Regions from separate parts of the Homo sapiens genome. Here region 2 is linked to region 1. Evidence: chromatin contacts called from ENCODE Hi-C or POLR2A ChIA-PET data. All regions are on one chromosome and are shown on one strand. The core of a region is the stretch at or near the end of the contact, and the rest is flanking DNA. Distances in the headings are between cores, read along the strand shown. Region 1 overlaps RBM47 (RNA binding motif protein 47). Region 2 overlaps RBM47 (RNA binding motif protein 47).

Region 1 (7,385 bases), core at 1,701-4,200:
CACCATTTCTATGTGAGCTTGGAGAAACCAGGTAACCTCTCTGCACTTGCGTACTCAGTTTCAGGACAAAAGGGCTGGCTGGCTCATCTTACGACGAAGGCCCTATTTTACCTTCAAATGTCTCTGATCGCAAAGAACTTCTTAGTAGAGGTTGCTGGCCAACCACTGTTCAGCACTCTGAATTCAAGTAAAGGACATGGGCTTTTTAGCTTGTTGATAGTAAAAGTCTTGGAACAGGTTTGATTAAGGGCTTATTATCTCTCCAACCAGGGGATATTTTATTTCTCAAATATTGACTATTGACTAGTGCTAGACCCTGCGTTAGGAGCTGGGAGTGCCTTGGTGAAGAAGAAAAAGTCCCTTATCATGGAGCTCACATTTTAGTGGGGCAGATAGATAGTGAAAAGTGATAAAAATGAATACATAATTGGCTGGGCGTAGTGGCTCACACCTGTAATCCCAGCACTTTGGGAAACCAAGGTGGGCAGATCACCTGAGGTCAGGAGTTCAAGACCTGCCTGGCAACATGGTGAAATGCCATCTTTACTAAAAATACAAAAAATAGCCATGCATAGTGGCATGCGCCTGTAATCCCAGCTACTTGGGAGGCTGAGGCAGGAGAATTGCTTTAACCTGGGAGGCTGAGGTTGGAGTGAGCCGAGACCACGCCACTGCACTCCAGCCTGGGTGACAGAGTGAGACTCTGTCTCAAAAATAAAATAAAATAAAATAAAAAATACATAATGCAATTTCAGATAATAATATGAGCAAAGAAGAGAAATAAAGATAGGGAAGAGGAAGAAAGAGTATACAGTTGGTGATTGGAGAACTCTTTTAAAAGAATAATCAATTCATGAAGTATTCCATATTAAAAAAAAAAAAAAGCAATCAGAGGTGGGGCGTGGTGGCGCGTGCCTGTAGTCCCGGCTACTCGGGAGGCTGAGGCAGGAGAATCACTTGAACCCGGGAGGCGGAGGTTGTAGTGAGCCAAGATCGTGCCACTGCACTCCAGCCTGGGTGACAGCGTGAGACTCCGTCTCAAAAAAAAAAAGAAAAAAGAAAAGAAAGTTGTCAGAGAAGACTTCTTGGAGGAGATGGCATTTGAGCAAAGACCTGAATTCAGTCAGGGAGAGAGCTAGGATGGGGGGTGGTGTAAAGGCTGGGAAAGGAAATTCCAGGTGGGGCCGACAGTGAGTGCCAAGGCAGGAGAAGAGGATGAGCTGGTTTGTTTAAGAAACGGCCAGAAGGCCAGTGGTATAGCCAGCACTGTGAGGTTGATGGAGAATGAACAGCAGGGAATGGAGCACAGCCAAGCCACGCTATGCAGGCTCCTAGAGGGAACCTGGGGAAGGACTCTGGATTTTATTCCAAGTGTGAGGACATGCCATTGGAGGGTTTTGAGAAGGGAAGTGACGTGACCGTGTTTAAAAAGAAAGATTGATCTATCAGAATGTGGATTCGGCAGCCATATACAGAAATGAGTCTACCCCTGGTTCAAATTAATTTAGCCCACCTGCTACTGCAGGATCTGGACTAGATGAATTTTTAACACGTCAATAGTTGAAATACAGAGCCCATTTTTATTTATATCCTTTATCTTTTTATTATTTATTTATTTATTTATTTTTGAGACAGAGTCTCACTCTGTCGCCCAGGCTGGAGTACAGTGGCGGGATCTCAGCTCACTGCAACCTCCACCTCCCAGGTTCAAGCAATTCTTCTGCTTCAGCCTCTTGAGTAGCTGGGACTACAGGTGCCCGCCACCATGCCCTGTTAATTTTTTGTATTTTTAGTAGAGACAGGGTTTCACCATGTTAGCCAGGGTGGTCTCCATCTCCTGACCTCGTGATCCACCTGCCTCAGCCTCCCAAAGTGCTGGGATTACAGGTGTGAGCCACCGCACCTAGCCCCTAAATCCTTATCTTTAAAAAAGTCTTAGGGCCTCTATGTTTTTCTTTTAAACAAGGTCTTGTATAAAGATGGATTGCTCTCTAGAAGAGAAAATGTTTCCAGTTTTTGAGTCAATGCCTGTGTCATCTTTTGTCTTCTTTTAGTGTAACTTTTGAAAATTATGCTGTGGCTATGCAGTGACTCATACCTGTAATTCCCAGCGCTTTGGGAGGCCAAGGCAGGTGAATCACTTGAGGTCAAGAGTTCGAGACTAGCCTGGCCAACATAGTGAAACCCTGTCTCTACTAAAAATACAAAAGTTAGCTGGATGTGGTGGCACGCTCCTGTAATCCCAGGTACTTGGGAGGCTGAGGCAGGAGAATCACTTGAACCCGGGAGGCGGAAGCTGCAGTGAGCCGAGATCCCACCACTGCACTCCAACCTGGGCAAGAGAGCGAGACTCTGTCTCAAAAAAAAAAAAAAAAAGAAAAGTACGCTATTTGATTCTCCCTCCCTCCCTCTTCCTTGTGTACTTCCTTCTTCCCTCCTTTCCTTTCTTTTTTAAAAGTGCTTGTTATTTTATTAGAGATCTGGATTCTGCTTGCCAATGTTAATAAAATGCAGGATTGTTTTTATTAGGTACTATTTGTTTACTTTGTTTTGTTGTTTTCTTTCTTTGTACAAAGATATCTTGGGAATATTGAATATATTCACAGATGGTAGAATCGGAGTTTGCAGTTCTGCTTTCTTTGCCCTGACCTTGTTTGAGACGTGCTTGCTTCTGATATGCTGATTCCACGTTGCAAAAGTGAAAGTATGTACTAAAGGGCCTTAAAATTAAGCAGCAAAGTAAACAGAGATTAAATTGTCTTTTGAATTTGTCAGCCTCGAACCATATGTATTTTGTGGCCACCGTATTTTCTTCATTCTTTTGTAACTGTGACCCAAGCCCATAGTGATGTGTGTATACCTCTCATGTAGAAGCAGGTCAGAACATTCACTCTCAGTTACCTTGACAAATATTTGTGGGCAGGCTGGGCTTGCTACCTACACAGCTTCCTAACAGCCCACTTTTGTGCTCAGGAAATATATCAGAACCACAAGAGGGCAGCTTGTTCAGTGAACCTAGGGGTAAAAAAGTGCTGTTTGTTAGTTACAGGATAATGAGAGGGGGAAGATGTCTAAATTTTTCAAAATGTTTCTTGCATAAGGAAGTTTTTTTTTTTTTGCATTCCTTGACAGTTTCATCTATTCAAAGAGAGAATGATTTTGGAAATTAAAAGTTTTAAGACGAGTTTCTTCATGCATATCTATTTTTTCCTTCTCTGGAATATAAATACCCATTTCCCCTTGAATCCCTTTTTCCTCTATCTTCCGTCCCTTCAATCTTTATTAAGGTATAATTTACATATGATAGGGCCAGGCGCGGTGGCTCACACCTGTAATCCCAGCACTTTGGGAAGCTGAGGTGGGCGGATCACTTGAGGTCAGGAGTTTGAGACCAGCCTGGCCCACATGGTGAAACTCCATCTCTACTAAAAACACAAAAATTAGCCGGGCATGGTGCTGGGCACCTGTAGTCCCAGCTACTCTGGAGGCTGAGGCAGGAGAATCACTTGAACCCAGGAGGATGAGGTTGCAGTGAGCTGAGATCATAGCACTACATTCCAGCATGGGCGACAGAGTGAGACTCTGTCTCAAAAAAAAATTACGTATGATAAACTTCCCACATTTTCAGTGGTGACTTTTAACACATGTATCCAGCTGTGAAACCACTACCCCAATCAAGATGTAGGAACTAACATCTCTGGAAAGTTTTCTCATGCCCCTCTGCAGTCAGTCTCCCCTCGAAGGCCCCACATCCCCTTTAATCTTTAATCGTTGAGAACATTTTACCTGACACAAAGCATTTTATAACTTTAAAGTAATGATCATGCACAAAATTTATGGTCTTGTGTAGGAGACCATGTGAGAATTCGGGAGAGATGCAAGGAAATCAAACCCAGCTTCGTTCCAAGACAGCTCTGTTGGGTTTGACCCTTTGTGGCTGTGGTGGTGGTTATCCTCTGGCTAATATTCATGGAGAGGGAGAACTGTCATTAACTGAACAATCATTAATTTCCCATTTGTTCTTTAATATTTATTTCTGCTGTATTTAACATTTATTACTGCGCACGGTGGCTCACACCTGTAATCCCAGCACTTTGGGAGGCCGAGGCGGGTGGATCACAAGGTCAGGAGTTCGAGACCAACATGGTGAAACCCTGTCTCTACTAAAAATACAAAAATTAGCCAGGCGTGGTGGCACACGCCTGTAATACCAGCTGCTTGGGAGGTTGAGGCAGGAGAATTGCTTGAACCCGGGAGGCGGAAGTTGCAGTGAGCTGAGATTGCGCCACTGCACTCTAGCCTGGGCGACAGAGTGAGACTCCGTCTCAAAAAAAAATTAGCTGGGCATGGTGCCACACACCTGTAATCCCAGCTACTTGGGAGGCTGAGGCAGGAGAATTGCTTGAACCCGGGAGGCGTAGGTTGCAGTGAGCCGAGATCATGCCACTGTACTCCAGCCTGGGCCACAGAGCGAGACTTCATCTCAAAAAAAAAAAAAAAACGAACAAACAAAAAAAACATTTATTGCACCTATGTACTCGTATTATTTAACTTAAGGAATCCTCCCTCTAAGGGAAGTGCTATTATTATCCTTACTTACAGACTGAGGAAAATAAGAGGGAGACTGAGGTACTGGCTGGGCGTGGTGGCTCACGCCTGTAATCCCAGCACTTTGGGAGGCAGAGGCAGGTGGATCACTTGAGGTCAGAAGTTTGAGACCAGCCTGGCTAACATGGTGAAACCCTGTCTCTACTAAAAATACAAAAATTAGCTGGGCACGGTGGTGCGTGCCTGTAGTTCCAGCTATTCGGGAGGCTGAGGCAGGAGAATCGCTTGAACCCAGGGGGCGGAGGTTGCAGATTATGCCACTGCACTCTAGTCTGGGCAACAGAGCAAGGCTCTGTGTCCCCCCCCCCAAAAAAAAAGAAACTGAGGTACAGTCATGTGTGGCTTTTGATTGATAAAAAGAATGAGTAAGGTTAGTTTCCTGATGAGGATAAGTGAAATTAAAAGTTTCTTAAGAAACTCATTTTCTCATTGATCATAATAATATGTACCCAGGCCAGGCACAGTGGCTCATGCCTGTAATCCCAGCACTTTGGGAGGCCAAGTTGGGCGGATCACTTGAGCTCAGGAGTTTAAGACCAGTATGGCCCACATGGTGAAACCCTGTCTCGGCTAAAAATACAATAATTAACTGGCATGGTGGCATGTGCCTGTAATCCCAGCTACTTGGGAGGCTGAGGCAGGAGAATCCCTTGAATCCAGGAGGCAGAGGTTGCAGTGAGCCGAGATGGTGCCATTGCACTACAGCCTGGGTGACAAGAGCAAAACTCTGTCTCAAAAAAAAAAAAGTAATATGTACTCAGATTTAAAAGCCAGGGCTTCTCTTTCCCTACATAATGCCCTTGGGCAGTGTCACCCGTGGCTGCAGCTGAACGCCATGATGACTGACCTTGACCGGCAAGCATCCCTATGTCTGTTTCCCTATTTCCTGCCTTCTTTGTCTCCAGACAGGTCGCCCTGCCTTTAGCCCTCCTCTGCATTGTGGTCAGAGTGATCCTTCTAACATGCAGTTCTGGTGATGTCACCTTCCTGATTAAAATTCTCCGATGGCTCCCTCGGCAATCAAATGTGGGCTCCTGGTTCCTTGCCTTGGCAGCGGCACGTCCTGTTGCTCTCCCCTGCCCGTCTTCACCCTGGCTGTGCTCAGCTCATTGTCGTTCTCCAGAGATCCTGTACGCTCTTATGTCCCTGCACCAGGAACTGACTGTTCTGTCTGGAAAATGCCCTCTTGTCTTTCAGATGTGTCTGCCGGGTAAACTGTTATTCATCCTTCAGGACTTGGCTCACATGTTCCCTGATTGACACAGACATGGGATCATCTTCTTCCCAGCTTCCAGGGCCCCTTGTGGATTAGAGCTGGTGTCACGTTGTTTTATAATGGTCTCGTCCCAACTCTGTGCTCCACTAATCTGTACCCTCCTGGAGGGCAATGACTTTGTCTTCTCAACTTGACATTTCTAGCCCAGCTCAGCACCTGGACTCACTATCCACACTGTAATACCACAAAGGCAGAGAACATATTCACCACTGCTATTGCCATTGCCTGGCATAGGGCCTGGCCTGTAGGAGGCATTCATTTCATATTTGTTGAAAGCATTAATAATGGGTGTTTTTAAATATCATACTGTAATGGTTTAGCTCAGGAATTGCAACCTGAAGGGCATCATCAAGCCATAGCCGTCTTTTGTATGGCCTCATAGTATTTTAAGTTTTTTGAATTTGATACCTTTGGATAGAGCATGTGCTCTCCTGTTTACCACTGTTTAATTGCACAGTTAATCCACTCTGATTATCATGCCCTTGACCTCCTTACTCATCTGCGACTCATCTGGTCCTGGGAGATGAGGTTGGGGGATGTGGGGAGGGGCAGTGTATTTCTTTGTTTAGGCTGCCATAACAAAATACCATGGACCAAGTGGCTTTAACAGCAGACATTTATTTTCTCATGGTTGTGGAGGCTGGAAGTCCAAGATCAAGGTGACAGCAGGGTTTGTTTACCTGGAGGCTTTTCTGCCTGGCTTGCAGATGGCTGCCCACTCACTGTGCCCTCACACAGTCATCCCTCGGTCTGTGTTGTCTGTGTCTGAATTTCCTCTTCTTATGAAGACACTGGTTATATTGCATTAGGGCCCATCCCCGTGACCTCATTTAATCTTAATTACCCATTTAAAGACCCTGTCTCCAAATATAGTCACATTGTGAGATACTAGGGGTTAGACCTTGAATTTATGAATTTGGCAGGGCAGGGAGGGGCACTGTATATCCTAGAACAGGAAGAGACATGAACTCTCTAGTACTGTGGTCTGTTCCTTGCATCTGATTCCTGTTTTATAACATGTCACTAAAAGGGAACCCAGGAGCTAGCAGAGAGAGCAGTTTGTTCACTGAGGCACAATTTGGATGGTTATAATATGCACCTGCTCAAACACCTGATCTCTACTCTGGTCCCTTTGATCTTGGTACCATATTCATGTTTCTTAAGCAGCTAACATTTAGTCAGAATGCCAGGTAGAACTTAGGTGCTTTTCAGTTTGGAAATCCATACCCTTTTTCATTCTATCACTCCAAAAACTGATGTGTGGGCTGCAGACTTTATTTGCCAAGGGTTAGGTGGACAGGAGAGGTAAAAGCTGTATAATGACATGGCACCACCTCCATTTGCTGTAAGCAAACAGCCAGGTCCTTTATTACCCTTGAAACAGGCACTCGTGACACAGGTTGGACTCACCGAAGCAAGTCAAATGCCAGGTTTCTGTGGGTCAAAGTTCCTTCCAGCACTGTATGTTAATCAGAAGCTCAACCTTAGTTAATTTGGCCAT
Region 2 (6,762 bases), core at 4,186-6,685, 94 kb after region 1:
TTACTTTATCTATTTTTTCTTTTGTTGCTGTGCTTTTGGGGTTGTCCAAAAAATCATTGCCAAATCCAGTATCATGAAAGTTTGCCCCTGTATTTTCTTCCAAGTCTTATAGTTTTAGCTCTTACATTTAGGTCTTTGATCTATTTGAGTTTATTTTTATATATAGTGTAAGGTAAAGGCCAGGATTCTTTTAAAGATGTACTTTTGATTCCCACCAAATCTCGGTGAAAGCCTGTATCAAGCAGTTAAGAAAACGACATGAGTATTCAAGCCAACATTTGTTCTGAATGATTTTTCTTCCTCGTATAGGCTTAGGTGGTTTCCCAACAGACAGGTGAAAGCAAGCGTTTGGGGAACTGATGGCTCATGTAACTAGGATACAGCAGTGAGGCGGCAGTTGGGCTCAGCAAGTGTTTTGTAAATATGCTTGAAGAAATCCCCAAAAAGAGAACAGCAGGGGTAGATAGTGGCTTAGGCTAGAAAAAAACGTGCATGTGGGTGTTATGTAGGTGCATATATTTGCAGCAGAGGGAAGGAGAGAGGACACTCTGTTGTTGGGAATTGTGGGCTATAGAAGATAAAAACATCTTTTGTACAAAAACAAATTTCTTTTCATGCTGCTTCAGAGAAAAAAACTAAATTAGCTACAATTATGTGCTAACTATGTTTCCAAAACAGTTGTCCTAGTTCTGTTTTATTGTGGACAGAACCTAGCTGTACTTAACAAAATGTGAAGCCTGTCTAGACTTCCCTTGGAGAATATTGAAAAGTACAAAGACTCCCCAGGCTGTGTAACCCGCCTCGCCTAGCTTCAAATGTCTGCACTGGACGGGCGCTGTTCTCTGACGGGCTTGGAGATGACAGTAGTGCCATGCTAATGCAACTCAGGGTCTCAGAGGTCTCCCCACATGAACAAGATTCTGTATTAGGCTCTCAACATTGGAATGCTTGACATTGGCAGTTGGCTGTCCAAATTCCAAATAAATTAATGTTAAATCTTTTTTTTTTTTTTTTGAGACGGAGTTTTCACTCTTGTCACCCAGGCTGGAGTACAATGGTGCGATCTTGGCTCACTGCAACCTCTGCCTCCCAGGTTCAAGCGATTCTCCTACCTCAGCCTCTCGAGTAGTTGGGATTACAGGCGCCTGCCACCATGCCCGACTAATTTTTGTATTTCTGTTTTAGTACAGACAGGGTTTCTCCATGTTAGCCATAGCTGGTCTTGAACTCCTGACCTCAGGTGATCCGCCCATCTCAGCCTTCCAAAGTGCTGGGATTACAGGCATGAGCCACTGTGCCCAGCCTGTTAAATCTTTTAAAACTCTGACTTCGGAACCTATGAGAAACAAACTGAAATCCAGCCCATCCCTGTTTTGGTTTTCACAGGGACTGGTTTAGGTCCTCAGCAACGTGGGCTGCTGTAGGTCCTCATTTTCTCTTTGCCATAAAAAGGGATTTGGGAAAGAGGAAATAACTAAGCCAATTAAATTTTCTGATGTAGGATGGGATAAGACAGACCATGCTGTCTAAAAAAACCATTTGCAAGACTGGTATACTATATTTCCCTTGAATAATTAAAATCATTTCACACTTTATTAACTCGAAGAATATCCAGTATTTCCCTGTGAGCCTGAGAATAAATGATTAGCTCAAATCTGGGCGTTTTTACTGATGTATTAGTTTTTTAATTGAAATATTAACTCCAAGTGCACTCAGTGAAAGTACAGAGTACGCGAGACATGAATAGCAATTAAATGCCAACAATTGTTCCAGGAGTTTAGTAGACCTGGGAAATCATAAATTTCCTGACACCTGAATTTTTCATTTTAAATACTCTAGGTTCAGTGAAACTCTAGATATGTATTTTCTGTTCATTTCCATTCTTAATTTAAGTGCATATTTCTTGAGTTTCTTTAATTAATGTAGTTGTGCTTTTTATTTAAATTTGTAAGAATTTCCAATTGTCTCTAACTGCCTAGTTTAATTATAGAGACTGGGAAAACTGATTTTCCTTCTCTTCCTTCTTCTTTTAATAAGTATCTTTTTTTTTTTTTTTTTTTTTGAGACAGAGTCTTAACTCTGTCACCCAGGCTGGAGTGCAGTGGTGCGATCTTGGCTCACTGCAACACCTGCCTCTGGGGTTCAAGAGATTGTCCTGCCTCAGCGTCCCGAGTAGCTGGGACTACAGGCGCCTGCCACCATGCCTGACTAACTTTTGTATTTTTAGTAGAGATGGGGTTTTGCTATGTGGGCCAGGCTGGTCCTGGACTCCTGACCTCAGGTGATCCACCTGCCTCAGCCTCTCTGGAGTGCAGTGGCACAATCTCACCTCACTGCAACCTTCACCTTCCTGGTTCAAGCAATTGTCCTGCCTCAGCCTCCCAAGTAGCTGGGATTACAGGCGTGAGCCACCACACCCGGTCTATTCCCATTTTCCAGTTGAGTGAACTGAAGCTTGGGAGAGTAAGTCACTCACCTGAAGTCACACAGTTAATAAATGGTATTGAACTCAAGCGGTTGAGCTCTGGCATGCAGGAGCTCGAGCTCAAGCACTGTAATAAGCAGCCTCTCAAAATACCTTCAGATAAAAGAGTGATTAAAAACTGCCTTCATGGGCAGGCCTCATTTATGTGCCTATTTCCTTGTGGCATAAAATCTCTACCGAATTCCTGAGACAGTATAGCAGAAGCTAAGCATATCAGTTAAGGCCAAAAGAAAAAAGAAAAAAAAAAAAAACAGTGATGGAAATTTTATAGCTCCCTGGCCAGTACCTACTTTACCAAGACGGCTCAAGGGATATTAACATTGGCATTCAATATAATCCATTAGGGGTTGGTGTGGCTTTTCCATGTGACATTCCTGATGCCTGGGCATGTGTTAGAAATGCCAGCTCCTGGCCAGGCGTGGTGGCTCAGGCCTGTAATCCCAGCACTTTGAGAGGCCGAGGCGGGTGGATCACCTGAGGTTGGGAATTTGAGACCAGCCTGACCAACGTGGTGAAACCCCGTCTCTACTAAAAATACAAAATTAGCTATAGGCATGGTGGCACATGCCTATAATCCCAGCTACCCGGGAGGCTGAGGCAGGAGAATTGCTTGAACCTGGGAGGCGGAGGCAGAGGCTGTGGTGAGCCAAGATAGCGCCATTACACTATTGCACACCAGCCTTAGCAACAAGAATGAAACTCTGTCTCAAAAAAAGAAAGAAGAAAGAAAGAAATGCCAACTCCTGTACCAAAGCTGGCCTATTCATTCTCTGATGGGCTCCTTTCGGCCATGCAGAAATACCACCAGATAGTACCTGGGTATGACTATTTGTACCCAGTTCTATATGCAGGTAAACCACAAAAGTTTTTTTAAATTATTTTTATTATTAATTTTTTTTAGAGATAGGGTCTTGCTCTGTTGCCCAGGCTGGAGTGCAGTGGCACAATCATAGCTCAATGCAGCCTTGAACTCCTAGGCTCAAGCAATCCTCCCACCTCACCCTCCCCAGTAGCTGGGATTTCAGGCATGCACCCCCATGCACGGCTCTCCCACAAAACTTAGTAAATAGATACGTGAAAAAAATGTCCAAAGCAATTTGGTGGATGTTAGTTATAAAAGGAAACTCTTTTTGTAGCTTTGTCCTACCATGTTTCTTGCAAAAGACAGTGCACATTCATTCATTCTTCTATCCATTCATTCTTTTATTCAAACATTCATTCAGTGCCAGGCACTGGGGATAAAATAAGCATCACTGCCTTTGAGATGCTTCAAGTGTAGCTAATAAAATAAACTATAAACACTATTGTTTTAACTTTTCTAAGACATTTCAAACAATGCATAAAGAAGTGGAAAGAGCCTTTAATATCTAAAATCACTTCATAATAGAAGGCGAATTTTACTTTTTCTGTGTTAAAGGACCTGTCTCAGATGGTCTCATTTCTAATAGAGTTCTTTGGAAAGACTTAGAAACAAATGAAATTGATAAAAGAGCCCACAATATTCACAAATACCACAGGATGACGCAGGTTCCTACTCATATCAATGAACTCATGGTGCTTACTTTTCCAAATTTTTAAAGTAAACAAGCCATGGGGTATTAGAGTTTAACCTTCGCCGTATGTTTGCAGAAGGACCTGTTTTTTAAGCTATCTTTTTTTGTTTTTCACTGTGTACCCAAAAAAGGAAGAAAAGAAAAGGGGGAAAAAAAAACAATTATCACCAGAGCTGGAAAGGTGGAACAACATTGAAACAATGCAATGAATAAAAAGAACACATATTTTCTGGATTAAAGTTGTATTTAATGCATTTTGTCTTTAAGTGATCCCCCACCAGAAAGTTCACTTCCTTTTTTATATTTTCTCATAAACAGCCTACTATGGTCATATTGTCATAAATATAGTTGATTTTGAAAATATTTTTAGCTTCCAAAATACCCCACATTAAACTTAAACATTTATAGAAGAAAGTATTTTAACTCATGACTTTTTCAATGTTGAGAGTATTCCTGGGCGAATGCTATTCTACTATAATTATTGCCTTGAGATAACTGGTCAATGAACATGACATCAACATAATCAGGATCTGTTTTTTTCTATAGTAGCAGATATTGTTTCCTAGTTGCAACTGAAATGACTAATGTTCACCAAATAAAAGCAGAAGGTCACACCTAAAACTGAAGCTAATGTTTGACTATGTCAGTCTGTTTCAGAGCCTTTGTTTCAGGACAGGCAATTTGTCATTTGTTTTACAAAAAGACCTATGTTATTTTTGTATACTACTATTTGACATACCACCAGAAGGTGCATATTGTACATGTATTCATGTGTAATATAACACAGTAATAATAGACCATACTGTTACTATATAACTACTACTTGCAAACTACTAATATAGTTTCAAATTAGGAGGAGAAGACTAGCATTCACACACCATTATAATGACTGTAAGTTTATGTTTGGGAACGTTCACTTTCATTTTGTTTTATTTTGTTTTATTTAATTTTATTTGACTTTATTAGAGGTGGGGTCTCATTATGTTGCCCAGGTTGGTCTCAAACTCCAAGGCTCAGGTGATCCACCTACCTCAGCTTCCCAAAGTGCTAGGACAGCACACCCAGCAAAAAGTTCACTTTCTAAATCTGTTTGAGCATAAATTTAAGAAAATTTTTTTAAACTTAATCCCCAATGTGATAGTAAAATTTAAGAAGTTTAACGAATGAAAAATACCCTTGGCTGGGCACAGTGACTCATGCCTCTAATCCCAGCACTTTGGGAGGCTAAGGCCAGTGGATCACTTGACGTTAGGAGTTCAAGACCAGCCTGGCCAGCATGGTGAAACCCTGTCTGTACTAAAAATACAAAAAAAAATTAGCTGGGCGTGGTGGTATGCACCTGTAATCCCAGGCTGAGGCACGAAAATCACTTGAACCTGGGAGGTGGAGGTTGCAGTGAGCTGAGATCGTGTCACTACATTCCACCCTGAGTAAACAGCCTTTTACACACAAATTTTAAAATGCCTTTTTTTTGTTTTTTTTTTTTTTTTGAGATGGAGTCTCACTCTGTCACCCAGGCTGGAGTGCAGTGGCACTATCTTGGCTCACTGCAATCTCTGCCTCCTGGGTTCAAGTGATTCTCCCTGTCTCAGCCTCCCAAGTAGTTGGGATTACAGGCACCAGGCCACCACGCCCGGCTAATTTTTGTATTTTTTAGTAGAGATGGGATTTCACCATGTTGGCCAGGCTGGTCTTGAACTCCTGATCTCAGGTGATCCGCTCCACTTGGCCTCCAAAAGTGCTGGGATTACAGGCGTGAGCCACCACGCCCGACCCCCACAAATTTTAAAATTTTTTAAAATTCTATCTTTTATATTTGGACTCTCTGGGTTTGGTTTGGTTTTGGATATAAAACAACTCTACTGCCAAAAAGAAGTTAAATTATAAAGTATCACCCCAAAGATAAGGCATCTTTATAAAATTACAATCACAAATTTGCCATTATCTAATTGTGATTTTGAAGTAAGCACATGATCGCCCTCCTTCTCAGTTTCTCCATCAAGAAAATGAGGCTGGCCGGGCGTGTTGGCTCACGCCTTTAATCCCAGCACTTTGGGAGGCCGAGGCAGGAGGATTGCTTGAGCCCAGGAGTTTGAGAACAACTTTAGGCAACGTGGTGAGACCTCATCTCTACAAAAAAATAAAAAATTAGCCAGGCGTGGTGGTGAGGACCTGTAGTCCCAGCAACTTGAGAGGCTGAGGTGAGAGGATCCCTTGAGCCTGAGAGGTCGAGGTAGGAGGATTGCTTGAGCCTGAGAAGTTGAGGCTGCAGTGAGCCGTGATCATGCCACTGCACCCCAGCCTGGGTGACAGAGCCCTTGTCTCAAAAAAAAAAAAAAAAGAAAAAAGAAAAGAAAAAAAAAAAAGAAAATGGGACTAATACTTTTGTATAGTATTGTTGGTATATATAGATATATAGGAATAGTATGTACAGGAAATATATATCTATAAATTCTCAGTAACTTGAATCATATTCTTAACAACACAGGAAATTTCCTATCTAAAAGAACACTATTATGAATTTTTTGCAATTAAAGATGACTTTTATAATTAAAAAGTAATCATGCATCAAACTACCAGTTCATATATTCAACTTCTGGCACATAAAGTTTTTCTAAGAATATTATGCCCGGGTTTCTCTCTTAAACCTGCTTCAGTAATTGTAATATTTTAATTTTAACATGGTATATGACACCATAATTAGTTAACAGGCAATATTTAGGG

What was found. A loop is a pair of places that touch in the nucleus more often than their neighbours do. ChIA-PET counts read pairs that join two places held with the same protein, here RNA polymerase II (POLR2A). Pooled maps may share reads with other maps.
Region 2: a loop to region 1 is called in a map of B cell, with 2.1 times the contacts of the local background. The contact joins two enhancer-like sites. A Hi-C loop is called at or near these places in 1 of 168 maps with a recorded cell type or tissue (B cell), 8 of 37 single-sample maps with no recorded cell type and 8 of 50 pooled maps. POLR2A ChIA-PET finds 5 or more read pairs at or near these places in 6 of 52 experiments (B cell, GM10248, GM12878 and 3 more).

The regions. Positions count from the first base shown.
Region 1 is chr4:40,546,641-40,554,025 of GRCh38, reverse strand. All of the region lies in intron 1 of RBM47 (RNA binding motif protein 47), which reads left to right. Among named protein-coding and RNA genes, the nearest start is that of MIR4802, 48 kb to the right of the region's middle. RefSeq lists a silencer at 2,909-2,998. Within about 2 kb of position 2,950, at least 16 of the 41 ENCODE cell types and tissues checked have a DNase peak (open chromatin) inside an H3K27ac peak, as active enhancers do; they include PC-3, where a contact is called at or near this core.
Region 2 is chr4:40,456,189-40,462,950 of GRCh38, reverse strand. The region is part of intron 3 of RBM47 (RNA binding motif protein 47); the gene reads left to right. Among named protein-coding and RNA genes, the nearest start is that of RBM47-AS1, 33 kb to the right of the region's middle. Within about 2 kb of position 5,435, at least 3 of the 41 ENCODE cell types and tissues checked have a DNase peak (open chromatin) inside an H3K27ac peak, as active enhancers do; they include PC-3, where a contact is called at or near this core.